Regions from separate parts of the Homo sapiens genome. Here regions 1, 3 and 4 are each linked to region 2. Evidence: chromatin contacts called from ENCODE Hi-C or POLR2A ChIA-PET data. All regions are on one chromosome and are shown on one strand. Each heading gives the region's core, a stretch centred on a gene start or an enhancer-like site at or near the end of the contact. The rest is flanking DNA. Distances are from core to core; before and after follow the strand shown.

Region 1 (3,529 bases), core at 320-2,819, 1.4 Mb after region 2:
GGGTTCTTATCCCTGACGCACGTGGCCCCTGCTGCTGTGTAGTGCCCCACCGCACAGGCTAAACTAATTCCGATTGGCTAATCTAAAGAGAGTGATGGGGGTGAGTGGTTTGGCGGGAAAAACAGTTATGACAGAGCAGGTAATCTGAGTCAGGGTGGCGTAGGTAATGGGAAGGAGTCAGGGTGGAGTAGGTAATGGGAAGGAGTCAGGGTGGAGTAGGTAATGGGAAGGAGTCAGAGTGCAGCAGGTAATCGAAAAAGGTTGTGGCCGGGCGCGGTGGCTCACGCCTGTAATCCCACCACTTTGGGAGGTCGAGGCGGGCGGATCACGAGGTCAGGAGATCGAGACCATCCTGGCTAACACGGTGAAACCCTGTCTCTACTAAAAATACAAAAAATTAGCCGGGCGTGGTGGCAGGCGCCTGTAGTCCCAGCTACTCGGGAGGCTGAGCCAGAATGGCGTGAACCCGGGAGGCGGAGCTTGCAGTGAGCCGAGATCACACCACTGCACTCCAGCCTGGGTGACAGAGCCAGACTCCATCTCAAAAAAATAAATAAATAAATAAAAAAGAGAAGGTTGCTTTAGGAGGAAGTTAAGTTTAAAAGTAAAAAGCAAAGAATTGAACATACTGACATATTGATTCTTTGAAAAGAAATTTAGAACTCATATCTAACATGAAGCAACTCCCTCAACGTTCTGAAGGCTATTAAAGAGAAATTATTCATCTGAGGCTTGTTAAAAACGGCAAGACTTTACTCAAGACTACTGCAATAGGTGAGAGAGACTGAATTCGACTCTAGAATACAACCGGGACCAGTGGAGATTTATAGCCAGGGGGCGGGATGGAAGGGATGAAAGAGAAGATGGGAAATTACCAGAACGTGGTAAGCTATCTGGGGGAGGGGGAGGAGGAACTTTACTAGATATCAAGGGCCTTAGAAGAGAGCATCAACAGTGAGGTCTCTCTTGATAAACAGGCTTAGCAGGATTCTTTGGTAAAACCAGGCTCAGCAGGCCGAGGATGCCGTCTAGTATAGAAAAGGCCTCAAAGGAGCCCGACTAAAGTTTGGTCACGGAGGGCGTCTGTCCCGGCGGAGTTGGGGTGGGTGGGTCTAAGTCTACAGACCTGGCCGACGCTACGTCCCTAAGGTTAGGGACTAACAGACCTCATAGAACACAGTCTGTTGGTCGCTGTACACCCGTGAGGGGTTCATCACAGTGGCCAGCTATAAGACGAACGGTTGCATTCCAGCCTCAATCGCAACAACCACAAATCAGTGCGCCGGCTTCCTTATCTGCCCCGAACGCAGGCTGCCGGCTATCGAGGGAAGGAATCCTACCGCGGACTCCGCGGGCGGGGCCTCCCGCACCTGCCGCGCGCCAATCACAGGCCGGCGCGCAGGGGCGCAAGCGCCGCAGCCCTGGGCGGGGCCCCCGTGGCTCCCTCGTCTCCCCCGCCCCGTCGGCCTCGCCCGGCCCTGAGTGGCCTTCGGGGATGACGTGCGAGGCCGCCTCGGCCTATGGCGGCGGAGCCGGCCGGCTGCTTGGCGGAAGTGGTGTGGGGGAGGTAGCCCGCAGTGCAGGGGCAGCGCGGCGCGGGGCCACCGACGGGACGCGGCTCCGGGAACATGGCTCGCTTCGCTCTGACTGTTGTCCGGCAGTGAGTATGGCTGTGGCAGGATGTCTTTCTCTCTCTCTTCCTTGAGTGTGTTGGAGCGGGTGAAGGGAAAACGGGTCCACCACCCTCTCCCCTCCCTGCTCGCTCCAGCCCGGGAGGGCTGGCTTGGAAGCGCTTTTTCCGGGGCGCTTGCCCTGGGGCCGTCCCGTGTCGCCCCTCCTCTCACCCCAGCAGCCCCGAGGGACGACGGCAGGTCTTAGATAGCTTCGTTCCGTGTTTCAGATAAAGTGAGGCCCGGAGGAGCAAGGGATCGGGGTTCGTAGGCACTTGGTGGCTGCACCAAAAACGGTGCCAGACATGTCCACAGACTTGTCTGGGTACCGATTTTGCTCCCCAGCAGATTGCAAAGAGTTTGCAGAATTGCTCGTCCATGGCTGATGTTTTTGATGCCGGCTGCCTTCCGCTATCCTCTCAGTTTCTGAGGTTCCCCCTCGTTTCCCCAGGCAGTCAGCCCCCCAGGCACATATATGAGACTTCTTTCTTTTCCCCAGAGGTTACAGTTCTGGGAGAGAAAAGAGGATCACAGCTCTGATCTCAGCAGACCGTATCATCCCAAATAAATGTTTTTATTATCATAACGTTACACGGAGCTGCATGCTGATAGGTCTTTATGTATTTGCCAAGTGTTAACGGGAGGTGAAAATCAGGGTAGTTAAGAGCACAGATTTTTATTTTTATTTTTTTTTTTTTGTGAGATGGAGCCTCGCTCTGTCACCCAGGCTGGAGTGCAGTGGCGCTATCTCTGCTCACTGCAACCTCCCGCCTCCGGGGTTCAAGCGATTCTCCTGCTTCAGCCTCCCGAGTAGCTGGGATTACAGGCATGCGCCACCACGCCCGGCTAATTTTTGTATTTTTAGTAGAGACAGGGTTTCGCCATGTTGGTCAGGCAGGTCTGGAACTCCTGACCTTAAGTGATCCGACTACCTCGGCCTCGCAAAGTGTTGGGATTACAGGCATGAGCCACCGCGCCCTGCTAAGAGCACAGATTTTTCAGGCAAGGTAGACCTCGGTTGGAGTCTGTTCTCCAGCTAAGAGCCAGGTAGCCTGGACTTAAGTTTCCTGATATGCAAATGATAGTGCGTATCTCACTACTTTAATGCGAGAATTAAATGGGGGACAGGTAAAGTGTATGATGCAACAGGGAAAGAAATATATCTGAGAAATAACTTCTATAAAGAAAGCTCCAATAAAAGTGCAGTTGATTCCCAAATACGAACGTATAGTTCAGCACACCAGCATTTTGAGTAGGTAATGTGTGCCAGTAGACTGGATCATACAGATAAATAACATACCATTTCTGCATTCATGGAGCTCACAAAGGACATTAATATGATTTAACTTTGTCAATTGACTTTAACAGCTATCTTTTCTGGCCTGTCCTTCCTTTATAAGAAAGATAATCTTAAGAATCCTCTAAAATTGTCTGTTTAGGATTAGCAGGATTTTAATGGCTACCTTAGAAATCTAGTTCCTCACTATCTCTTCTCCCACCCCTCTCGGTTGTATAGAATGCCTTGGGAGAATTCTTAACTTACTAAAGGTCACACAGCTAATCGGTAGCAGAACAGGAACTAGAGGCCTGATCACCCTTTCTTCCAATGTTAGTGCACTTTCTAGACGCCTGACCCAGCCAGCCCAGTGTCATATTTATAATTGAAACTCAGACCATCAAGGTGGTTCACCCCTGTAATCCTAGCACGTTGGGGGGCGGAAGTGGGTGGATCCCTTGAGCACAGGAGTTCAAGACCAGCCTGGGCAACATGGTGAAACCTCCTCTCTACAAAAAAAAAAAAAAAAAGCTGGCTGTGGTGGTGCATGCCTGTGAACCTAGCTAATAGGGAGGCTGAGGCA
Region 2 (3,903 bases), core at 1,377-3,876:
GCTCCTCTTTATATGACCAGGAACATGAGCCTAAAGGCCCAGGTAAACATTCCATGGACTTTTGTAAAGACCTCAGATAATAAGGAGATAAGCTTTACTGACAAAAGAAGGCTAAAATTACAGCAGACAGAAGCAATTCAAAGGGCAAAAATGGGACTGGGTTGGAGATAAGACAAAGATCTCCTTGAAGCTTCAGAATATTTGGCTACAGAAATGGATGGGATAGCTACAAATATGTGGAAATCTCTATAATTGCCTACTATAATATAAATAGATCACTTGCAATGACTGTATGGACAGAAATGGAAGATGCTAGAATAGGAAAGCATATGGTAATTAGGAGTCCTGATGAAACTCTGATCCCATAATCCATTCAAGACAAAGGATTTTAATTTTTTTTTTTTTTTTTTTTTTGAGACAGAGTCTCACTTTGTCACCCAGGCTGGAGTGCAGTGGCACGATCTCAGTTCACTGCAACCTCTGCCTCCTGGGTTTAAGCGAGTCCCACGTCTCAGCCTCCTGAGTAGCTGGGATTACAGGTGCCCACCACCACGCCCGGCTAGTTTTTGTATTTTTAGTAGAGACAGGGTTTCACCATGTTGCTCAGGCTGGTCTCAAACTCCTGACCTCAGGTCATCTGCCCGCCTCGGCCTCCCAAAGTGCTGGGATTACAGGCGTGAGCCACCGCGTCTGGCCAAGCCTTTTGATTTTTATATTACTTTGTAAATAGGACCAGTGCACACAGAATCAGGGAAGAAAGGCAGATTGTACTATTGCCACACTACTGGAAAAATCATCTCCCAGTTTACAAAACCTCACATAAAATGGAAACCTCTACTGAAGGCCCATGTAAAGTTGTGCAGCTTGTGCACTGAACAACTCTAGAGGGTGACATTTATTTCACAGGCTATTATACTTGCTCTAATTTAAAAAGCATGTTTTCTTTTACAATTTGTATTGTATTTATACAGTGGCATTTTAGTACTTGCATGTGGTTATATATATTTTAACTAAGCATGCCACTTTATTAATTTCTTTTCCAGAAATAAGACTATAACCCCTGTCTTCTTAGTACCACAATGAGCTATCATCATTACACTAAGGTGGTTCTGAAATGCTAACAGTGTAGTCTTTTTTTTTTAAGTCTTTTGTTGATTTTTTTTAATTTTTTTTTTTTTTTTGAGACGGAGCTTCGCTCTTGTCACCCAGGCTGGAGTGCAATGGCGCAATCTCAGCTCACTGCAACCTCGGCCTCCCGGGTTCAAGCGATTCTCCTGCCTCAGCCTCCCGAGTAGCTGCAATTACAGGCATGCACCACCATGCCCAGCTAATTTTTTTTTTTTTTTTTTAGTAGAAACAGGGTTTCACCATGTTTGCCAGGCTGGTCTTGAACTCCTCAGGTGATCCACCCGCCTCGGCCTCCCAAAGTGCTGGGATTACAGGCGTGAGCCACTGCGCCCGGCCTTTTGTTGATTTTAATAGATACATGGAATATTCTACCATTAAGCAAAATTGTGTAATTCTATTTCACGGAACTTTGGAAGACAGAGGAATTGGCTGTCTCTTTTTTAGGACACTTATTCTCTCCCTGAAAAGCAACTGCACTTTTTTGACATTTGTCATCTGCATAGAGTTCACAGGCCCTCCACACCTCTACCTTCAAATCTCAGTTTTACTTTCACCTCCGATCTTTCCAGGCTTCCCTCTCTCCCCGCATCAATCAGTAGATATTATTCCTCTTTTTCCACAGGATATCTAAGTCTTAATTTTCTCTTCTACTTCCTGACCAGCCCGTTATTATTATTGCCAACACTTTCTTGCCCGGGAAACTTCCAGAGTGGCTCCTCCGACCCATCCCCATCCTGAGCGGGGAAATCTTGCTACATTCTCAAGAACCAGGAAAAGGGCCCTGCAAAAGGGTAAGTAAGATGGAGGCGGTGTTGCCTAGTGGTGAGACAGCCTGGGAGCAGGGGAGTGTGTATGCAGGTTGGTCTTTGACTCAATGTAGTACAATCTCAGTCTTCATCTCAGCCACAGTCGGCCTAAGAAGGTAGGCCACCCCAGCCCTCCCGAGGCCGCGGGCAGGGTGCGGAGGTCAGACTTCCAGGGAAGGCCAAGGGGCGCTTTAAGCAGTGAGAAGGCCACGGCCAGGAGGTGGACGCAGAAAAAACTTGCACCCTGGCTCAGATTCTTCCCGTGTGACCCAAATCTCCACTCGTGGCCCGTGCCCTGCTGCTAGACGCCCTGACCTCCGCGCCCGGAGGCCTTGCTCCCCGCCTGTGCCCAGGCCAGGCCTGGGACTCCATTGCTGCATCCCGCTCACCTCCAGACTGCAGTCGCCGCCGCCGTTAGGCCGTAGCTCCGAAGGCGGGCTCCGGGCTCCTCCAACCTGGGGGCCGAGCCAGGGCCCCGGACGGGGGCTCGCGCCGGACCGGCCGGGTCCCCGGCGGTGCGGGCGGGGTGGGAACCCCGGGGGATCCCGGGAGGGGAGGGGGTCCCGGGCCGGGGCCGGGGGTGGGGTCTGGCACCGGAGCTTTCAGTTTGTTCCGCTGTTTGAAATTGGCGCCGGCGGAGCGTTAAGGTCACGTGACGGAACGTCGCCAATCGGCGCCGGCCTTGTCTCGGCATTCCGGGCTCGAAGGCTGTGCGGTCTGCCAGGAGCTGCGGCCCCGTCCGGCCCGGGCTGGTAAGGCGGACCGCAGGCCGGCTTGTGGGGGAAGAAGTGGCCGTGGGGCCGGGGAGGGGCCGGAGGGGTCCCCGCCGCGTGGGTGGGCGAGCCGAGGGAGAGTTTGGGGACGCGCGGAAGCGGCGTGACAGGCCCGGGTCCCTGGGCCCGCTTTTCCTGCCGCGCTGGTCACGCCAGGCGACACGCCCCCGCTTCCCCTCAGGCTCCTCTGCTCCCCTTTTCAAAGCTCGGCTTTAGTTGATTTCCTCACTGGGGGAAATCGTACCCCATTTTCCCACAGTGAACGATCGTCTGCTCCCCCCGATTAGACTAAGTTCCTTTGAGGGCTGCGTATTATCTCCGCTTTCTTCCATCTTGAAAAAAAATGTCGGCACCATGAACCCTACCTCAGCGCGAAACCTGTCTTTTGCCCCTCCCGAAGCCAAGCCTTCGGATATAATAGACCGTAGTGCTTTATTTATTGACTTAGTCAACCAGTCTAGTTGAGCAACTGCTGTGCGCCAGGCACCGCTAGGCCCTGAAGATACAATGGCAGACAAGGTTCTTTCCTTCCCCTGGGCTCACAGCCCAATCCTGGAAGAGGGGCACAGACATTTTAATCAAATAAACAAATGTGGGCTGGGCATAGTGGCTCACGCCTGTAATCCCAGCACTTTAGGAGGCCGAGGCGGGTGGATCACTTGAGGTCACGAGTTCGAGACCAGCCTGGCAACATAGCGAAACCGCTTCTCTACTAAAAATTAGCCGGGCGTGGTGGTGCGTGCCTGTAGTCCCAGCTACTCTGGAGGCTGAGGTGGAAGGATCACCTGAGGCCGAGAGGTGGAGGCTATGGTAAGCCATGATCACACCACTGCACTCCAGCCTGGGCGACAGAGGGAGACACCGTCTCCAAAACAAACAAATGTTGAATTATTGCTGTAAATTGAAACATTAGAGGTTAATGATACTTTGAGTATTTACAATAACGAGATCTTGAGAGGTAGGACAGGAAAGGCTTTTGTAATGAGAGCTTGGTGTGAGATCTGATGCCTTTTACAAAGAAAGGAGGGAACTCCTCTAAGCAGAGGGAATCAGGCGTGCAAAGGCTGGATGGCAGGAGGAAGCACAGTGAGTACAAAGGCTGAGAAATATCTGAGGGGTTTGAGCTAATCGACCTGAATGGAGTGTGGTGTGAGTTGAAGCTGGAGCCGGAGGAAGCAGAGCCTTAGCCATACCGA
Region 3 (3,915 bases), core at 781-3,280, 1.1 Mb before region 2:
GGCCAGCTCTCATCCTGTCTAGGGCCCCCAGCCACCAGTCATCTAATTAGCATACAAAGATACCTCTATCATTCCAAGGGTCTTAGAGGCACCTGTGAAGGAACCAGGGACTAAGACCAAACACTATAACAAAAGATGCACCTATCACCCTAATCAGGAAATAACAAGCGTTTTAGGAGCTTGCCAGGAATCAGGACAAAGACTAAATAAAGATCTGTTTCTTATTATATCACAGTGTCACAGGGCATAAACGCGAATGTTTCCCCCGAGAAGCACAGGCACAGGTGTGTTCATTGGCATCCCTATATGCTCCTGTCTGCAGGGGCACAGACCCAGGCACAGAGGGTTTGGGGATGAAAATCCAGCCCACCCTCGATCCGCCTCAACCCGCACCTCTGGATGGAAGGCGTGGCAGGAGTCTGGTCGCCGGCGGAGCTTCTGGGAGCGCATCCGGTCACATTTGACAGAGGCATTATGTGCAGAAGCCACTGTTAAGGTCAATATCTCAGGACCGGAGCCCATTCTGCAGACTGGAAAAAGGTCTGGAAGAACCTGCTCTGGTGCCACCAGTTGCCCTGCAAGCAGCTTTAGGGTCAGGAGGCAGCACCGGGGCCCAGGGAAGGGTTAGAGAACAAATAACGGAGCCCTGTGGAGGACACGGGCGGTGAAGGAGGCTGGCCCCGCTGCTCAAAATCTGAGCCCTACAGACACCTCCTACAGCCCCCGCCCCCACCGCACACATCCCCGAGCATTGCAGGATATATTTGACTTCTGTCGCCTCCTGCAGCACTGGTGGGAAGATGCTGCAGTCACAGGTGGGGTCTGTCACCAGGAGGAGGAGGTTACTGTTGGGAATCTGCTGCACCACAAATACCCTGCAGCAAAGAAAGGGAGTCGAGGATGGCTCCGTGGCGACCACGAGAAGGGCTTCTAGGGAAGGAACTTCTGGAGACTTTAGTGTGGAGTTAGGGTGGCAGGGAAGCCCGGAACCATGAGGCAGGGCGGGTCGGGGCAGCTAAGGGAACGGGCCTGGCAGATGGCTCAGTCCTACTGGCTTTGCTCACAAGCCTTTGCTGCTGCATTTCCTTTCCTAGCAGACTGGAGACAGTGAGGAAGTCCAAACTGGGCCGCTTTGGAGAGTGCAGAGTTGCTATTAATATATGCAGGGACGACAGGCGTAAATCAAGACCGTCCGGAGCAAATGGGCGGGCGAGGCAACACTTGCTCTGGGTGAGGGTGGCGGGGGCAGGCCCGGGCGAAGCGGCAGCGCTGGAGCTTGGCCACCAGGTGGCGCAGTGGCCCCGCGCTCGGCGAGGCCGCCCTGCGAGGAGTGGCGCGGAGTGGGGCGGAGCCCGCCCGCCAGGCCCACGGCCTTCCCAGCAGTCCCAGCGGCCGCCTACCGAGCGCCTCCCCTGGGATGGGCGGTCTCACACACCCAACGTGCACACCACAGCCGTGTATACTCTCAGCCTTCACGGCTCTGTATGAGGCTGGTGTTGTGCCCATTTTGCAGATGAGAGAATGGAGACTAGAGGAGGCGAAGTCACTTGCCCACGGTCATAAGCGGGGGAGCGCAGAGCCAGTTTTCAATTCAGGAGTGTCTACTCTGAAGCCCTCGCTTCACTCCGGAGCCCGCTGGCTCTATCCTCGCACCGAGCCTTTGCGACAAGTGCACAGGGAACGCTAACCCCAGCCCTCAACGCTGCACAGAACCCGGGGTGAAACCCGCGCAGCACGACGCGCAGGGAGTGGGGGAGAAGGGAGCCCCGATGCCAGCGCCGCAGGTGCCGCACTGTTAAATGGTGTGCCACGGGCCCGGGGGTCTAGGGACCGCCTGGCGAGCGGCACGTCTGGCTGAGGCGACCCTCGAGGAGGCCGCCGCATTCCCAGCGTGGGGGTCCTCCCGGGCTTGGGTGCGGGGGGTCAGCAGGAGAGACCCTTCCGCGCGGCCTCCCTGCCTCCCCGGGGCCAGGGCGGGTTATAACTAGCGGCTTCCACACAGCAGGAAGCCTGACAGAGGCTGCCCGCGGGGCTCCCAGCGACCCGAGGACATCGCACACTTCCGGCCTTCTCTTCTCACACTCCCTCTGCCTTCCAAGTTCTCCCCACGCAGCTCAGGCGCGGGCACTGGCACCGCCCTGGGCACCGCCTGAGCAGGGCTGGGGGAGACCCGCCGAAGGGCCCACTCGCCCAGAGACGCCGTGGGGTCACGGCTGCGGCCTCGGCGGGGTGGGCTCGACACACAGGGTCAGGCCTCGGGACCACCTCTCCCCATCCCGGCTGTCCCGGTCCCCAGCCGTCCTGCCCGCCTCAGACCGTCCGCCTCCTGCGTGTCTCCTCCACTGAGGACGGCGGGGGAAGACCCCGGGAGCGTGGGCTCTGCACTTAGACGCATCCCCTCCTCCCGGCTGTGGAGCCGTTTCCCGGGGGTTCCGGGGCCCTGCCCGCACTTCCGCCTTGCCGAGGGCGGGAGGAGTGTGGCGGGACGGGCGGCGCCGCCCTGCGGTCTTACTTCTGGCAGGGCCCGCACTCCACGATCCCGTTGGCCTCCCGGATGGCCGGCTGGTACACGAACACGGGGTACTCCGTGTCGCAGGGCTGCAGCGGGTCCTGCTTCTTGTGTTTGTGGGCTGCGGGCGGAGAAAGGACATCACGCCACCGAAGGGGCCTCTGGCCTGCGGTGACCTCGCCTCGGCACTCCCAGGGCCAGAGTTCACCCCAGTGCATTTGCAGAGGGTCCCTCCTCAGGCAGTTCTCAGGACACGCGTGGGAGGAGCCGGGCGGGGGGTGAGGGGAGGGAAGACACCCGGAGTCTCTGGAGAGGGTGGCTTGGCACGGGGAGCGCCGCAGGGGCCCTGAGCCTCGGTGGAGGGAAAGCGCTTCCTCTGGGGAGCCTGGCCCTCACTGAGCTGGGGGCAGTGCACCATCTCCAGGGCCCCTTCCAGCACTCAGATCCCGGGGGAGGGTCTGAGCGGGGAGCAGAGGCAGTAGGGGCACCAAGGGGTGGCTTGGGGGTACTTAGGCCCACCACCCCTCCCTTCACTGTGGACAGACGCAGTGCAGTTCCTGGGCAATCCTGCCCTGCTCTCCCGCACAGCCAGGCCCACACTCCACCCATTGAGCCTGAGCGCCTGCGGTGGGGGCAGCCGGGCAGGTGGGCTCCAGGCCTGGGGCTGCGGAAGCCCAGAAGCCACAGCCACCCGGTGCGGGACTCCTCGGGGGCTGCGCGATTTGCCTTAGCTCCCTGGGACAAGGACAGTGGACTCAACCAAAGGTGGAGGCGAGTGCCTCAGCCCCGCTCTGCAGGACCCGAGTCCGTTCCCTCCCGGAGCCTCCTGAGGTGGGCACATGGCAGAGCAGGGCCCTGCCACACAGGCTGTCTGCATGGCCCTTCTGTTCTCAGGGCCTGGCTGTGGCCCCCAGGGATAGACCTAGAGGCAGGGAGCACAGGTGTGAGCTACCTTCCCAGGCTCATGCAGAGTCCTACAGGAGAGCATGGGTCTCCCCAGCTTCCAAATCCAGAAGCTCCCAGCCAGAGCTGGAAACCCAGAGGGGACACTAGCTGGCGTGCAGAAAACTCTCACCGAGAGGAGCAAGCCCACAGCGGCCAGGGCTGTGAGTTTTGTCCCCAGGGCTGGGCACAGAAGCCTGCCTGACAATGGCAGGGTTGAGTGGCGTCCCCAGGGTCACGCAGTGGAAGGGGCTGCAGCACCTACGCCCCGGCCTGGGACTCCAAGTCCAGTGCGCCTTCACTGGGGACACTGACATCTGTGTAGGCCAGACCAGGGGGAGGAGCTCCAGGGGACAGGTACCCCAGAGAAGAGAAATTCTGAGCAGGCAGATTGAGGGGGATCATCTTCAACTTTTGCAAGATGCAGCTGCTGACAGAGACAGAGGGGACAGTGTCCTGTCACT
Region 4 (3,783 bases), core at 1,171-3,670, 1.4 Mb after region 2:
TTCGGGAGACCCAGAGCTCTGGATGCCTTTCCCCGGAGAAGGGGGGGTGTGCGGAGTCGGGGTGGAAGAGACCTTGCTCGCAGAGCTATATCAAGTGATGTCCAGAGGCTGGGAGCCCCGGCGGCCTCTGTCCCTTGCCTGTCGGGTTAGATTTATACTTTAAAAATACCTCCCGCCCTCCCTCCTTCTCTCGCCTCTCCCCGCTGCAACTTTCTTTGATCCGCTCAAAGGTGGCTTAGGTGAAATTGGAGTAATTCCCTTATGGGGGTCTTAAAATGTAAGTGAATGTCCTTATCCGGGGTGACTCAAAAGCTTAAGTCGGGAAGCCCAACGTGACTAAAACCAATAGGTGATTGTTCGGGGCCGACTGTGTGCGGGTGTACACGGTATTCGGCCCGGGTGTCATCCGCGGCGCTGGACTGTTTCATTTTGAGTTTGCAACTTGGGTTTTTCAGCGAGCTTTTTTTCTTCCTGAAAGCTAATGGCTTCCACAGCAATTAGACATTTTCCTCGCCCGCCCCTTCCCTCCCCTTTCTTTACATATAGGAGATGGGATACTCATTCCCGCTGCTATTGATAAGGTCGGAGGCGGCCGGGCCTCTCCCCAGCTTTCGCCCGCCCCAGCGCCCGCTCTCCCTCCGCCCTCCCTTGGCTTCCTTTTGATGTAGTGGGGAACGCGTCCTACTAAAAAAAAAAAAAAAAAAAAAAAAAAAAAGTAATCTGCCCGGTAACAATCAGCGCGCAGTAGCAGGAGCCCCAGAGCTATTGGCTATGCAAATAGAGGGAGGGGAGACGGCGCCCCAAACTCTTCCTCACCCTTTTAAAGCGATATCCCCTCCTTTCCCCCCCACCACCCCTTCCGCCCCACCCTCGTTTAAAGAGGCTGGCTCCGGGGCCTGAGTTAATCGCTTGCACCTCTAGTTTATTCGCTCCCCTCCTCCGCCTTGCAGGGAACCTAGTGTACGGCTCACCCAGCCCGCGCCCCACCCCGCCTTGCTGGCTCTCCGCGCCCCTGCCCGGGCCCCCTCTCTCGGTGAGGGAGGCACTCAGTCGGCCTCGGTGTGCCCAGAGAGCTCGAGCCACGCCATGCCCGCTGCACGTGCCAGCTTGGCCAGCACATCAGGGCGCTGGTCTCTCCCCTTCCTCCTGGAGTGAAATACACCAAAGGGCGCGGTGGGGGTGGGGGGTGACGGGAGGAAGGAGGTGAAGAAACGCCACCAGATCGTATCTCCTGTAAAGACAGCCTTGACTCAAGCATGCGTTAGAGCACGTGTCAGGGCCGACCGTGCTGGCGGCGACTTCACCGCAGTCGGCTCCCAGGGAGAAAGCCTGGCGAGTGAGGCGCGAAACCGGAGGGGTCGGCGAGGATGCGGGCGAAGGACCGAGCGTGGAGGCCTCATGCCTCCGGGGAAAGGAAGGGGTGGTGGTGTTTGCGCAGGGGGAGCGAGGGGGAGCCGGACCTAATCCCTCACTCGCCCCCTCCCCCTCCCGGGCCATTTCCTAGAAAGCTGCATCGGTGTGGCCACGCTCAGCGCAGACACCTCGGGCGGCTTGTCAGCAGATGCAGGGGCGAGGAAGCGGGTTTTTCCTGCGTGGCCGCTGGCCGCGGGGGAACCGCTGGGAGCCCTGCCCCCGGCCTGCGGCGGCCCTAGACGCTGCACCGCGTCGCCCCACGGCGCCCGAAGAGCCCCCAGAAACACGATGGTTTCTGCTCGAGGATCACATTCTATCCCTCCAGAGAAGCACCCCCCTTCCTTCCTAATACCCACCTCTCCCTCCCTCTTCTTCCTCTGCACACACTCTGCAGGGGGGGGCAGAAGGGACGTTGTTCTGGTCCCTTTAATCGGGGCTTTCGAAACAGCTTCGAAGTTATCAGGAACACAGACTTCAGGGACATGACCTTTATCTCTGGGTATGCGAGGTTGCTATTTTCTAAAATCACCCCCTCCCTTATTTTTCACTTAAGGGACCTATTTCTAAATTGTCTGAGGTCACCCCATCTTCAGATAATCTACCCTACATTCCTGGATCTTAAATACAAGGGCAGGAGGATTAGGATCCGTTTTGAAGAAGCCAAAGTTGGAGGGTCGTATTTTGGCGTGCTACACCTACAGAATGAGTGAAATTAGAGGGCAGAAATAGGAGTCGGTAGTTTTTTGTGGGTTGCCCTGTCCGGGGCCCCTGGCATGCAGGGCTGGATGGAGGGAGAGGGGTGGGGGGTGGCGGGGGACCGCGTTTGAAGTTGGGTCGGGCCAGCTGCTGTTCTCCTTAATAACGAGAGGGGAAAAGGAGGGAGGGAGGGAGAGATTGAAAGGAGGAGGGGAGGACCGGGAGGGGAGGAAAGGGGAGGAGGAACCAGAGCGGGGAGCGCGGGGAGAGGGAGGAGAGCTAACTGCCCAGCCAGCTTGCGTCACCGCTTCAGAGCGGAGAAGAGCGAGCAGGGGAGAGCGAGACCAGTTTTAAGGGGAGGACCGGTGCGAGTGAGGCAGCCCCGAGGCTCTGCTCGCCCACCACCCAATCCTCGCCTCCCTTCTGCTCCACCTTCTCTCTCTGCCCTCACCTCTCCCCCGAAAACCCCCTATTTAGCCAAAGGAAGGAGGTCAGGGGAACGCTCTCCCCTCCCCTTCCAAAAAACAAAAACAGAAAAACCTTTTTCCAGGCCGGGGAAAGCAGGAGGGAGAGGGGCCGCCGGGCTGGCCATGGAGCTGCTGTGCCACGAGGTGGACCCGGTCCGCAGGGCCGTGCGGGACCGCAACCTGCTCCGAGACGACCGCGTCCTGCAGAACCTGCTCACCATCGAGGAGCGCTACCTTCCGCAGTGCTCCTACTTCAAGTGCGTGCAGAAGGACATCCAACCCTACATGCGCAGAATGGTGGCCACCTGGATGCTGGAGGTAGGTCGGGGGGTGGCGCTCGCCAGGAGCCAGGACCCCTCCGGATGCTCGGGTCCCCGGCCGGAGCCCTAAACCTGGGAGAGGGCAATCCCCGCGCCGGCCTCCCGGCTCCTGTGCGGGAGTTTACCGCGCGCCTTCTGGCGAGACGCGTGGCTTTATTTCTGTTCCTCTCCAGATAAACTGGGGAGGCAGAGGGGGGAGGAAAATCTGGGAGAAGCGAGGCTGTCCTGGGCGGGGGTAGGGGAGCATCCCGCGCGCGTGTTCCTGCATGTGGCTGCCTCTTCTTCCCACCCCCCTCGCGACCTGTCTTTTGCGAAGCCGCCGCGGCTGCTTGCGCTGCGGCCAGGAAGAGAGTCGGGGCCTGAAATCGGGACCCCGAGTAGAAAGGCAACCCCCCCCAAAAGGCCAGAGCAAATTCGTCTTGGCCTCAGGTCCCCGCCTGTGGTCGCGACTCCGCGCTGGCACTTCACCGGGGAGGTGGAGGGAGGAGGGAGAAGGAGAGAAACGGGGAATTCGGGAGCCCCGGAAGTCCCATTGAAGAAACGCGTGTTTCAGGGGAACCCAAAAGAACCGCTTCTTGCCCCTCACTCCAAGTCTTTGCCCAGCGAGCCGTGTGCCCACGTATGCACAGCTCTGGACCTGCCGTGGTTTCGCCATGTTGCTTTGCAAACTCCCTTTGGAAAGGCTGGGAAACGTCGCCCGCTTACCCTCGCACCCCATTATCCCGGCCACCCCACTTCTAATCGTGCCCTCTCCCCCACCCCCCACCTCACGAAGATTACTTACAGTTTGGTTTTCCAGCTTCCTCGGTGCGGAGATTTGGGTGGGGTAGGAAGGGGGGGAGGGGGTGTGTGTAGGGGGGATACCGGGTCACCCCTGAAGGAGAGGT

Evidence for each region. Hi-C counts contacts between places; a loop is a spot of excess contacts on that map. ChIA-PET counts read pairs that join two places held with the same protein, here RNA polymerase II (POLR2A). Pooled maps may share reads with other maps.
Region 1: a loop to region 2 is called in a map with no recorded cell type, with 9 times the contacts of the local background. The contact joins the promoter of TIGAR here to the promoter of RHNO1 in region 2. A Hi-C loop is called at or near these places in 1 of 37 single-sample maps with no recorded cell type and 7 of 50 pooled maps. POLR2A ChIA-PET finds 5 or more read pairs at or near these places in 2 of 52 experiments (both activated T-cell).
Region 3: a pooled map shows a loop between it and region 2 (5-fold over the local background). The contact joins the enhancer-like site here to the promoter of RHNO1 in region 2. A Hi-C loop is called at or near these places in 1 of 168 maps with a recorded cell type or tissue (CD8-positive, alpha-beta T cell) and 6 of 50 pooled maps. POLR2A ChIA-PET finds 5 or more read pairs at or near these places in 1 of 52 experiments (AG04450).
Region 4: a loop to region 2 is called in a pooled map, with 5 times the contacts of the local background. The contact joins the promoter of CCND2 here to the promoter of RHNO1 in region 2. A Hi-C loop is called at or near these places in 7 of 50 pooled maps. POLR2A ChIA-PET finds 5 or more read pairs at or near these places in 2 of 52 experiments (activated B cell and activated CD8-positive, alpha-beta memory T cell).

What each region holds. Positions count from the first base shown.
Region 1 is chr12:4,319,644-4,323,172 of GRCh38, forward strand. TIGAR (TP53 induced glycolysis regulatory phosphatase) reads left to right here and starts at 1,570. Exons shown (of 6, transcript NM_020375.3): 1 at 1,570-1,660. The coding sequence starts at 1,629. RefSeq lists an enhancer at 1,162-1,815 and a silencer at 1,281-1,660.
Region 2 is chr12:2,874,597-2,878,499 of GRCh38, forward strand. RHNO1 (RAD9-HUS1-RAD1 interacting nuclear orphan 1) reads left to right here and starts at 2,627. Exons shown (of 3, transcript NM_001252499.3): 1 at 2,627-2,686. FOXM1 (forkhead box M1) reads right to left here and starts at 2,578. Exons shown (of 9, transcript NM_021953.4): 1 at 2,324-2,578. RefSeq lists silencers at 2,334-2,403, 2,444-2,883.
Region 3 is chr12:1,794,906-1,798,820 of GRCh38, forward strand. CACNA2D4 (calcium voltage-gated channel auxiliary subunit alpha2delta 4) reads right to left here. Exons shown (of 38, transcript NM_172364.5): 35 at 2,513-2,630; 36 at 763-875; 37 at 394-476. Among named protein-coding and RNA genes, the nearest start is that of LRTM2, 24 kb to the right of the region's middle. RefSeq lists enhancers at 642-1,209, 1,321-2,226, 2,227-3,131 and silencers at 1,170-1,499, 1,840-1,969, 2,070-2,299. Within about 2 kb of position 2,031, at least 30 of the 41 ENCODE cell types and tissues checked have a DNase peak (open chromatin) inside an H3K27ac peak, as active enhancers do; they include CD8-positive, alpha-beta T cell, where a contact is called at or near this core.
Region 4 is chr12:4,271,342-4,275,124 of GRCh38, forward strand. CCND2 (cyclin D2) reads left to right here and starts at 2,421. Exons shown (of 5, transcript NM_001759.4): 1 at 2,421-2,894. The coding sequence starts at 2,700. The region is part of intron 1 of CCND2-AS1 (CCND2 antisense RNA 1); the gene reads right to left. RefSeq lists silencers at 536-727, 712-831, 1,612-1,731, 2,262-2,351.